Regions from separate parts of the Homo sapiens genome. Here region 2 is linked to region 1. Evidence: read pairs that join two places in POLR2A ChIA-PET (ENCODE). Cell type or tissue: PC-9. All regions are shown on one strand. Links, peaks and the distances in the headings refer to the core of each region. The heading gives the core; the rest is flanking DNA.

The links. ChIA-PET counts read pairs that join two places held together with the same protein. Peaks named below come from ENCODE experiments on the same cell type or tissue, not always from the same donor. Only the 100,000 strongest peaks of a DNase experiment are listed, where the experiment ranks them.
Region 2: POLR2A ChIA-PET joins it to region 1 with 6 read pairs; 3 of 35 experiments call an interaction of 5 or more read pairs at or near these places.

Annotation. Positions count from the first base shown.
Region 1 is chr20:43,489,534-43,494,911 of GRCh38, reverse strand. No RefSeq gene overlaps it. Among named protein-coding and RNA genes, the nearest start is that of L3MBTL1, 15 kb to the left of the region's middle. In PC-9, for the core only: no CTCF peak of the experiment used is centred there; a DNase peak (open chromatin) is centred at 2,621.
Region 2 is chr20:43,550,215-43,555,592 of GRCh38, reverse strand. It overlaps a transcript of L3MBTL1 not described here. Among named protein-coding and RNA genes, the nearest start is that of SGK2, 6.1 kb to the left of the region's middle. In PC-9, for the core only: no CTCF peak of the experiment used is centred there; no DNase peak of the experiment used is centred there.

The DNA of each region.
Region 1 (5,378 bases), core at 112-5,111:
ACTGGGCTGTATTCCCAGACTGTTAAGGCATTCTAAGTCACAAGGTGAGATAGGATGTCAGCCCATGATACAGATCATAAAGACCTTGCTGATAAAACAGGTTGCAGTAAAAAAGCCGGCAAAATCCCACCAAAACCAAGATGGCGACAAGAGTGACCTCTGGTATGCCTCACTGCCACACTCCCACCAGCACCATGACAGTTTACAAATGTCATGGAAACGTCAGGAAGTTACACTATATGGTCTAAAAAGGGGAGGCATGAATAATCCAACCCTTGTTTAGCATATCATCAAGAAATAACCATAAAAATGGGCAAGCAGCAGCCCTTAGTAGGGTCAGTTTTTTGTTGTTGTTGTTGTTTTTTTTTTTTGAGACAATCTTGCTCTGTTGCCCAGGCTGGGGTGCAGTGGCGCAATCTCAGCTCACTGCAACCTCTGCCTGCCGGGTTCGAATGATTCTCCTGCCTCAGCCTCCCGAGTAGCTGGGATTACAGATGCCCACCACCACGCCCGGCTAATTTTTGTACTTTTAGTTGAGACAGGGTTTTGTCATGTTGGCCAGGCTGGTCTCGAACTCCTGACTTCAGGTGATCCGCCCGCCTCAGCCTCCCAAAGTGCTGGGATTATAGGCGTGAGCCACCGCACCCGGCCTGGAGTAGTCATTCTTTTATTCCTTTACTTTCTTAATAAACTTGCTTTTACTTTACTCTGTGGACTCGCCCTGAATTCTTTCTTGCATGAGATCCAAGAACCCTCTCTTGGGGGTCTGGATCAGGACCCCTTTCCTGTAACACATGTAAGTGATTCTTTTTGGAATGTATGTGCAGCAATCACCAAAACAACAGAAGCAGGGGGTGAGTGCAAAGCACATGAGGATGTTTCTGAAGTGTGTGCCCCAGAAGCTCGTGGCAGCTCAGGAGGCTCAGCTCATGTAAGTGGTTTTCTGGAGCACTTTGTACTGCAGGGTGAATCTCGTGGCAGCCAGGGCCACTGCAAAGACTGAAGCAACATTTGATTTGACAAATTCTTGTTTCATAAAAGGACTGTGTAACTCCCTCAACTTTTACATAACAGGATTGGATCTATGAGACCTAATGACGTGTACGGAATTAGATTTCATTTGTGGGAGACTGCAGCATTTTGAATAGCACAATGTATAAACCAGGAACTTTTGGGCTATGTCCCCAGGGACATAAAAGAAAAAAAGGATGCATGTAAGGGGGTGGTGGTCCCTGGAGGGAGAATTCCAAGTAATTCCCCTACTTCAACCAGAGTAGCAGCTGTGTGTGTGTGTGTTTTTTATCTGTTTGTTTGTTTTCTTGAGAAAGGATCTCACTCTGTCACCTAGGCTGGAGCCCATAGGCACAACCATGGCTCACTGCAGCCTCAAACATCCAGACTCAAGCGATCCTCCCACCTCAGCCTCTTGAGTAGCTGGGACTACAGGCACATATCACCACACTTGGCTGATTTTTTCATTTTTTATAGACAGGATCTCGCCATATTGCCCAGGCTAGTCTTGAACTCCTGACCTCAAGTGAGCCTCCCGCCTTGGCCTCCCAAAATGCTTGGATTATAGGCATGAGACAGCACACCCTACCTAAAAATCGGTTTACATTTTAAAAAAAAGTTAAATAGGACATTTTGCTAAGGGTCCTGGGAAAGTCATGATCCTGCCTTGGTACCAGGATCCAGGAAAAAGAGTCCAGTTCTACAAAGCTTTTTATGTACTTTGTGCTTTTAATTCTTACCAGTCCCCTGAAGAAGGAAGCTCCATTTTAGAGGAAGAACTACAAGGTTCAGAGAGATCACCAGCCTTGGTCAGGGCCTTACAAAGTAGTATACAGCAAAGCCAGGTCTCAACTTTCTCCCTGCCCTCTTCTGCTGCCTCTGATCTACATGGGGTGTGTTTCCATCACTATCACACCCGCCCCTCTCCACCCTCACTATCTCAGCTGAAACCTCAGACCACTAGGGAGCAATGCAGGCAAGTTACCCTTAGGATTATAGCACATCGAAGGTTCTTCTCAAGGACTTCCAGAAACATGCACATCCTGGGTTAGCTGGTGTGAGGCATATCCCAGCAAAATACAGGTATTAAAAATGGCAAATACTGACCAGGCATGGTGGCTCACACCTGTAATCCCAGAACTTTGGGAGGCTGAGGTGGGGGCATCACCTGAGGTCGGGAGTTCGAGACCAACCTGGCCAACATGGTGAATCCCTGTCTCTACTAAAAGTACAAAAATTAGCCGGATGTGGTGGCAGGTGCCTGTAATCCCAGCTACTCAGGAGGCTGAGGCAGACGAATCACTTGAACCTGGAGGCAGAGGATGCAGTGAGCCGAGATCGTGCCACTGTACTCCAGCCTGCGCCACAGAGTGAAACTCTGTCTCATAAATAATAAATAAATAAATAAATTAATTAATTAAAAATGGCAAATATGGCTTCTGTAAGATCATTTTGGAGAGGGTTCAGGGAAGCAGAGCTTTGCTCTGGATTGAGTGTCGTCAGGAAGCAAAGGTACGAGTACTATGACGTGGAATCTTAATAATGTTTTTGCTAGAAGGCAGGAAATCTAGAGTAGAGATATACCTATAATTGGTAAAGACAGCTTGTGACTCATATCAGCCAGCCTAAGGGTATGTTTGGTCCTTTTGAGGTTTAGACATGTTCTTGGTTTTGTTTGTGCTCAGACATGATTGGGGAATAGACTTGCTTTTGTCTTGTTCCATTGTGGTCTTACAGCAGTCTTGTCCAATGTTGTTATTCTGTGAAAACATGTATGTTCCACAGAACACCAAGGCCTGGCAGTGACTGACAGGCCAGCTCCTGGTTTTCTCTTTCTTACAGTTTAGTGACATTAAAAAACAAAATTTCAACAAATTTAGTTTAAAGATGTGGCCAGGCGCAGTGGTTCATGCCTGTAATCCTAGCACTTGGGAGGTCACGGCAGGCAGATCACTTGAGAACAGGAGTTTGAGACCAGCCTGGCCAACATAGTGAAACCCTGTCTCTACTAAAAATACAAAAATTAGCCAGGGGTGGTGGTATATGCCTGTAGTCCCAGCTACTCGGGAGGCCGAGTCAGGAGAATCACTTAAGCCTGGGAGGTGAAGCTTGCAGTGAGCCAAGATTGTGCCACTGCACTTCAGCCTGGGTGACACAGCAAGACTGTCTTAAAAAAAAAAAAAAGAGGCCAGGCACGGTGGCTCACGCCTGTAATCCCAGCACTTTGGGAGGCCGAGGCGGGTGGATCACGAGGTCAGGAGATCGAGACCATCCTGGCTAACACGGTGAAACCCCGTCTCTACTAAAAATATAAAAAATTAGCTGGGCGTAGTGGCGGGCGCCTGTAGTCCCAGCTACTTGGGAGGCTGAGGCAGGAGAATGGCGCGAACCCCGGAGGCAGAGCTTGCAGCAAGCCGAGATTGCGCCACTGCATTCCAGCCTGGGTGACAGAGCCAGACTCCATCTCAAAAAAAAAAAAAAAAAAAAAGATCTAATTGGCTTTTATTAGTGAACCATAAATTGGGCAGTGTCTCCTCTAAAGATTTCATGTTCCATTGGGCATGACAGATCAGTTTTTATAAGATAGTTTGAGCAAAAACAAGGAAATAGCATAATACAAAAAGCAGATCAGTTACCTTCAGGTTACTTTTCTTATAAAGACTAAAGCATAGGGAATTTCCTTATTATGTAGACCAAAACTGGCCAGTTTAGGGATTTGGCTGTCATCTTTCTCTCCTGACTTCTCCGAAGATCAGAAAACCAGTTTAGTTGTTTGGTTTGGTGACAAATAACTTTAGCATCAATAACTTCATTTTGGTTTGATCTTTTCTGTTGGGGCCCATTGCAGAAGCTCAGTCCAAAATAATGGCTTCCCATAAATTTCATTTAATAGTGAGATTAAATGTGGGTAGTAAAACCAGACTTTGGCTCCAGAACCTGCACTCATACTGAAGATGCTGTATTGCCTTGTTTGAAAGCACAGGCTGCTGAAGCCTGGGGATCTGTGCTCTTTATCTGTCTTGCCTAGTGTAGTACAGGATGCATGAATGAGGAACAGAGGAATCAAAGAAACAGATGATGGTGTGACAGCCACGGCTCAGTACAGCAAAGCCCTTTATAATAACTCAGGTCCGTTAAAAATGCACTGTGGGTCCAGGCGCAGTGGCTCATGCCTGTTACCCCAGCACTCTGGGAGGCCGAGGCAGGTGGATCACTTGAGGTCAGGAGTTTGAGACCAGTCTGGCCAACATGATGAAACCCTGTCTCTACTAAACATAAAAAAATTAGCCAGGTGTGGTGGTGCACACCTGTAATCCCAGCTACGTGGGAAGCTGAAGCAGGAGAATTGCTTGAGCCCAGGAGGCAGAGGTTGTGGTGAGCTGAGATCTCACCACTGCACTCCTGCCTGGGCAACAGGGCGAGAGACTCTCAAAAAAAAAAAAAAAAAAAAAAAAAAAAAAAAAAAAAAAAAAAAGGCATTGTGGAATTCTAGATACTGAAATAGATAAGCAAGCTGTTAAAATTAAGTTTAGCCTAAATCTGCTTCCTTACATATTTTAAGTTCAGCCTAAATGTTTCTCTGTACATAGTGAACTATAACCTAACTGGGTATGTAAACAGACTACATCCTACCCTCATACCAAATGACTGAGTTTTGGCCAATCAAATATGGCCAACTGTTCAAACTGTGTTCAAATAAGGCAAATGCAAAGCTGTACGCAATCCAGCTGTTACTTTACCTCACTTTGCTTTTTCTGTCCATAAATTCTCTCTGACCATGCGGCAGCACTGGAAACTCTCAGAACCTATCCTGTTTTTCTTTCTTTCTTTTTTTTTTTTTTTTTTTTTTTTTTTAAGAGATGGGATGTTGCTATGTTGCCCAGGCTGGTCTTGAACTCCTGGGCTCGAGTGATCCTCCCATCTCAGCCTCCCAAACGTGTGAGCCACTGCGCCCAGCCACAGAACCTTTTCTGGTTTGGGGGACTGAATGATTCAGAAATTGTTCTTTGCTTAATTAATCTGTTTAATTTGTCTACAGTTTTTCATTTAACTTTAGACCAATTAAACATTAATTAAGCAAAGAACAATTTGGTGTCAGAAGTAGGAACCAAAGTGGAGCTCCTAGGGTCTCCCAGGAGCGTCGAGTGACGAAATGAGTGACGTGCTGGACTTGTTTTGTCCATTCCTCTCTCACAGCAACTGGGGATTGTGGGTAAGCTCTCAGATTCCAAAGCCCCATGAATTTGGGTTTCTAGCTATCTAAGTTTCTTTGAGCAAATTTTTGATCCAAGCTGTCTTCAGAAGTCATGATAGAAAACTGGCAGTAAATGGCAATACTTCAGAGAGTAAGAAGTTCAGCTTTCAGA
Region 2 (5,378 bases), core at 238-5,237, 61 kb before region 1:
CAGCTACTTTTTTGTATTTTTAGTAGAGACGGGTTTTGCAATGTTGGCCAGGCTGGTCTCAAACTCCTGGCCTCAAGAGATCCACCTGCCTCAGCCTCCCAAAGTGCTGGGATTACAGGCGTGAGCCACCGGTGACTGGCCTGCAAATCCCCTTTGTCTCTTTCCTTGGTGTGTCTTGCTTCCTGGATCCTATGTCTTCCTCTTTTAAAGGGAAATTTATTGTGGTAAATATAAAATTTGCCATTGTAACCATTTTTTGAGTGTGCAATTCAGTGTCATTAAGTATATTCATGATGTTGTATAAACATCATCATTATCTATTTAATTAATAAAAAATCTGTTTTTATCACCCCAAAGAGAAACTCTGTAATTATTAAGCAATGACTCCACATTTCCCCTTCCTCACAGTCCCTGGTAACCTCTAATCTGCTTTCCATCTCTATGAATTTGCCTATTTTGGATATTTCATATGTGTGGAATATTTGTTCTTTCGTGTCTGTTTTTCATTTTTTTGAGACGGAGTCTTGCACTGTCGCTTAGGCTGGAGTGCAGTGGTGCGATCTCGGCTCACTGCACCCTCCCCCTCCCGGGTTCAAGTGATTTTCCTGCCTCAGCCTCCTAAGTAGCTGGGATTACAGGCGCCTGCCACCACTCCCAACTAATTTTTTGTATTTTTAGTAGAGACAGGGTTTCACTATGTTGGCCAGGCTGGTCTCAAACTCCTGACCTCATGATCCGCCCACCTCGGCCTCCCAAAGTGCTGGGATTACAGGCATGAGCCACCGCGCCCGGCCTCATTTATTTCACTTAGCATGTTTTCAAGGTTCATCCAGTTGTAGCAAGTATCAGAACTTTATTCTTTTTTGACTGAATTAAGATTCCACTGAATGGATAGACCACATTTTGTTTTCTGTTGATGATGACATGGGTTGTTTGCATCTTTCGGCTGCTGTGAATAATGCTGCAATGAGCATAGGCATTCAAGTATGTTTTCAAATCTTTTGGGTATATACCAGGAGTGGAATTGCTGAATCATGTGATAGTTCTATGCTTAGCTTTTGAAGGAACTGCCAAACTCTTTTTTTCAGCCTACATCACGCTTTGAATGCCAAACTCTCTTCCATAGCAGCTGCACCATTTTATGTCTCCACTAGCAATGTACAGGGGTTCCAATTTCTCCACAGCCTCACCGTTTTACTTTCCTTTTTAAAAAAATTATAACCATCATAATGGGTAGAAAGTGATATCTCATTGTGGCTTTAATTTGCATTTCCCTAATGTCTAATGATGTTGAGCAACTCTTCATGGGCTCACTGGCCATTTGTATGTATTTTTTTGGAGAAATATCTATTTAAGTTGTTTGCCCATCTTTTAACTGGGCTTTTTGTTGCTTAGTTTTAGGAGTTCTTTATATATTCCACATGTTAAACCCTTGTAAAATTTGCAAATGTTTTCTTCCATCCTGTAGGTGCTTTTCACTTTTTTGATAATGTCCTTTGATGCACAAAAGTCTTTAAATTTTTATGAAATTCAATTTTTTTTTTTTTTGAGACAGAGTCTTGCACCGCTGCCCAGGCTGGAATGCAGTGGCGAGATCTCGGCTCACTGCAACCTCCGCCTCCCGGGTTCAAGCGATTCTCCTGCCTCAGCCTCCCGAGTAGCTGGGACTACAGGCGTGTGCCACCACGCCCAGCTAATTTCTGTATTTTTAGTACAGACGGGGTTTCACAATGTTGGCCAGGATGGTCTCGATCTCTTGACTTATGATCTGCCCACCTCGGCCTCCCAAAGTGCTGGGATTACAAGCATGAGCCACCGTGCCCAGCCATGAAGTTCAATTTATCTATTTTCTCTTTTGTTGCTTATGCTTTTGGTGCCATAGCTAAGAATTCATTGCCAATTCCAAGGTCATGAAGATATACCTTTATGTTTTCTTCTTAGGGTTTTATAGTTTTAGTTCTTATATTTAGGTCATCAATCCATTTTGAGTTAATTCTTGAATATGGGGTGAGGTAGGTATCCAATTTCATTCTTTTACAAGTATAAATCCAGTTACCCCAGACCCATTTGTTGAAGAAACTGTACTTTCCCCATTTAATGGACTTGGCATTCTTACTGAAAATCAATTGGTTAGGCCGGGCGTGGTGGCTCACGCCTGTAATCCCAGCACTTTGGGAGGCCAAGGCGGGTGGGTCACGAGGTCAGGAGATCGAGACCATCCTGGCTAACACGGTGAAACCTCGCCTCTATTAAAAATACAAAAAATTAGCCGGGCATGGTGGCGGGCACCTGTAGTCCCAGCTACTCAAGAGGCTGAGGCAGGAGAATGGCGTGAACCCGGGAGGCGGAGCTTGCAGTGAGCCAAGATCGCGCCACTGCACTCCAGCCTGGGCAACAGGGCGAGACTCTGTCTCAAAAAAAAAAAAAAAAAAATTTCAATTGGTTATGGACATATGGACTTGTTTTTAGACTCTGAATTCCATCCTATTGGTCTATTTGTCCTTATGCCAGTAACACACTGTTTTGATTATTGTGGCTTTGCATTCCAGCCTGGGCAACGAGAGCAAAACTCTGTAAAAAAAAAAAAGAAAAAGAAAAAGAAAAGAAAGAAAGAAAGAAATCGGTTTGTTCTTCAACTTTGTTATACTTTATTAAGATTGTTTGGGCTATCTGAGGCCTCATGCAATTCCATAGGAATTTAAGGATCTGTCTTTCCATTTCTGCAAGAAAAAAATAATCAGCTGAGATTTTGATAGGGATTGCATTGAATATGTAAATATCTTTGGGTAATATTGACATCTTAACAATATTAAGTCTTCCTAGCCATGAACACAGATCTCTTTCCATTTAGTTAGGTGTTCTTGAATTTCTTTCAGCAATGTTTTATTGTTTTCAGTATACAAGTTTGTTGTTTGTTTTTGATATAATTTGTTTTCTCGGTTCTCTCTTATTAGAATTTCTATTAATCATATATTTGGGCCTCCAACTAGTCCTCTGATATTTTCTTCTTTCCCATTTCTCATCTTTTCTTTTTTTTTCTTTTCTTTTTTTTTTTTTTTTTTGATGTGAAGTCTCACTCTGCCACCCAGGCTGGAGTACAGTGGTGCAATCTCGGCTCACTGCAACCTCTGCCTCCCGGGTTCAAGCAATTCTCCTGCCTCAGCCTCCTGAGTAGCTGGGATTACAGGAGCGCACCACCATGTCTGGCTAATTTTTGTATTTTTGGTAGAGACGGGGTTTCACCACGTTGGTCAGTCTGGTCTCAGACTCCTGACCTCGTGATCTGCCTGCCTTGGCCTCCCAAAGTGCTGGGATTACAGGCATGAGCCACCAGGCCCGGCCTCTCTTTTTCTTTTTATTCTGCCTACTGGGAAATGTCCTCAACTTTATCTTTTGACCCTTGTGTTGAATTTTTATCTCCATAATCCCATTTTAAATGTCCAAAAGCCTCTTCCTGTCTCTTAATGTTTCTTTTCCTTTTATTGCAGCTATGGCTAGTAGAAGATTAGCTTCTGACAAGTTGGAAGCATCAAGTCTTCCACTGTAATAGGAAAGAAACAGAATGAATGGGGGTGGGAGGAGACATGCAGATGAGACGGCAGGAAGGTGAAGGTGTTTCTTCCTATGACTTCCACTTTCTCTGTGACATGGATGGTAAGGATATCTGTCAAGACAATGGGGTAGGAGGTTTGAGAAGCATGAAAAGGGAAGTCAGAGCTAAAGCCCCCAGACCCTACGTGCTTCCTGGGTAGCCCTGAGGGTTCAGTTCACATTGAAGCCAGGGTCTACCAGTCTATCATGGCACCAATCTCGGTCAGGTAGGTTCCCAGTTGTGGTGTGGAGAGGATGCGCTCTCGGACAGCTCCATGGTTGGAGCTTCTAGACAAGTGATCTGGAACAGCAGCAGGGCAAAGAAATTAAGGATATTGACGAGAAAGCAGTTAAAGTGATCAAACACTTTAAGGTGGGAAAGGTGCCACCTTCCCACCTGCTTGTAGTCTCTGGGAAGCTTAACAAAATCTAACTGTTCAGGTTGACATTTCCCCATCTGAAAGTTTGATGTTTTCATTTTTTATTTGAGCACTGGGATAGAGCACAGTGTTGCAATCACAGCTCACTGCAGCCTCGAACTCCTGGGCTCAGGTGATCCTCCCGCCTCAGCCTCCTAAGTAACCGGGACTACAGGCATATGCCACCATAAAAAATACTTTTTTTTTTTTTTTTTTATAGAGACAGGATCTAGCTACGTTACCCAGGATGGTCTTGAACTCCTGGCCTCATGTGATCCTCCCTCCTTGGCCCTCCAAAGTGGCTAGGATTACAGGTGTGAGCCACTGTGCCCAGCTGATATTATTATTTTAAAAATTACAGGTTTCATTGAATTTTCTGCCCTTGACCATTTATCAAATGTTAAGGATCAGGCCCTTTTACACACCGATCTCTGGGAGTTCCCACTGTTTACACTTTCAGTGCAGACAGATACCCATTTATCCTTATCCTTTGTTTCTTTCCTTAAAAACTATAAGGACCCCTAACTAACAACAAAGAGAACACTTTAGTCTCTTCAGTAGTGCCACTACTGATAACCATTTTGTGTTCTCTGGATGTTTTATCATGAAAATAGAAACAGACTCTGGCTGCGTATCAGTTGTTCAAGTTTATTTATGTTGTTTTGATACACTGACAGATCACACCACATTTTGTTTGTAACTTTTTCTCCTTCAAGAGTCACCTTAGCTTAAGCCAGAAGATTCTCTTAAAGAACACATACACACATGTGCACACACAAGAGGCAAGTACAAAAATGTAACCCCACCAAAGTGCATGTGAATGAAAGTGCAAAAAAGGCTTCATTTGCAAACTCTGAGATCATTCTCTCTGCTTCAGAAAATAAACAGAAAGGTCCTAACTGCCCTAGGCCTGGGCTGATCAGGGGCTGGGCGAGGCTGCCAGGGGCCAAAATATAAGTGGCATCTGTTGCTAGGAGGGCAGAGGGCACCAGAAGTCTCTGCCAACTCCCTCCCCTCTCTGCGCTCCCAGGTCAAGGTGCAATAATATCATTTGGGGACAGAGTGGGGGTAAAGGGGCAGTAGGGCAGACAAGAGGCAGATTTCTTTCTACTTTTTAATGATTTGGTTTCTTTCCAAAGAGTTTGACGATAATGCAGAAAGTGCTGAGGCCTCAAAGTTCAGAAGCCTGGGAGCCCTTTTCTCCAAGGCCCTTGGTCCATCTTGCCTTCACCACAGGCAAGCATTAGGTGCTTGGCAGATCTGATGGCAAAGGCCCTCCCAGCCCCTCTCCTTAGAAGCTGTGAGGTCCCACAGCACCAGCCGTGAGTACTTGCTGCCTTCTCACTGCACAAAGTCAGTGAACATCTC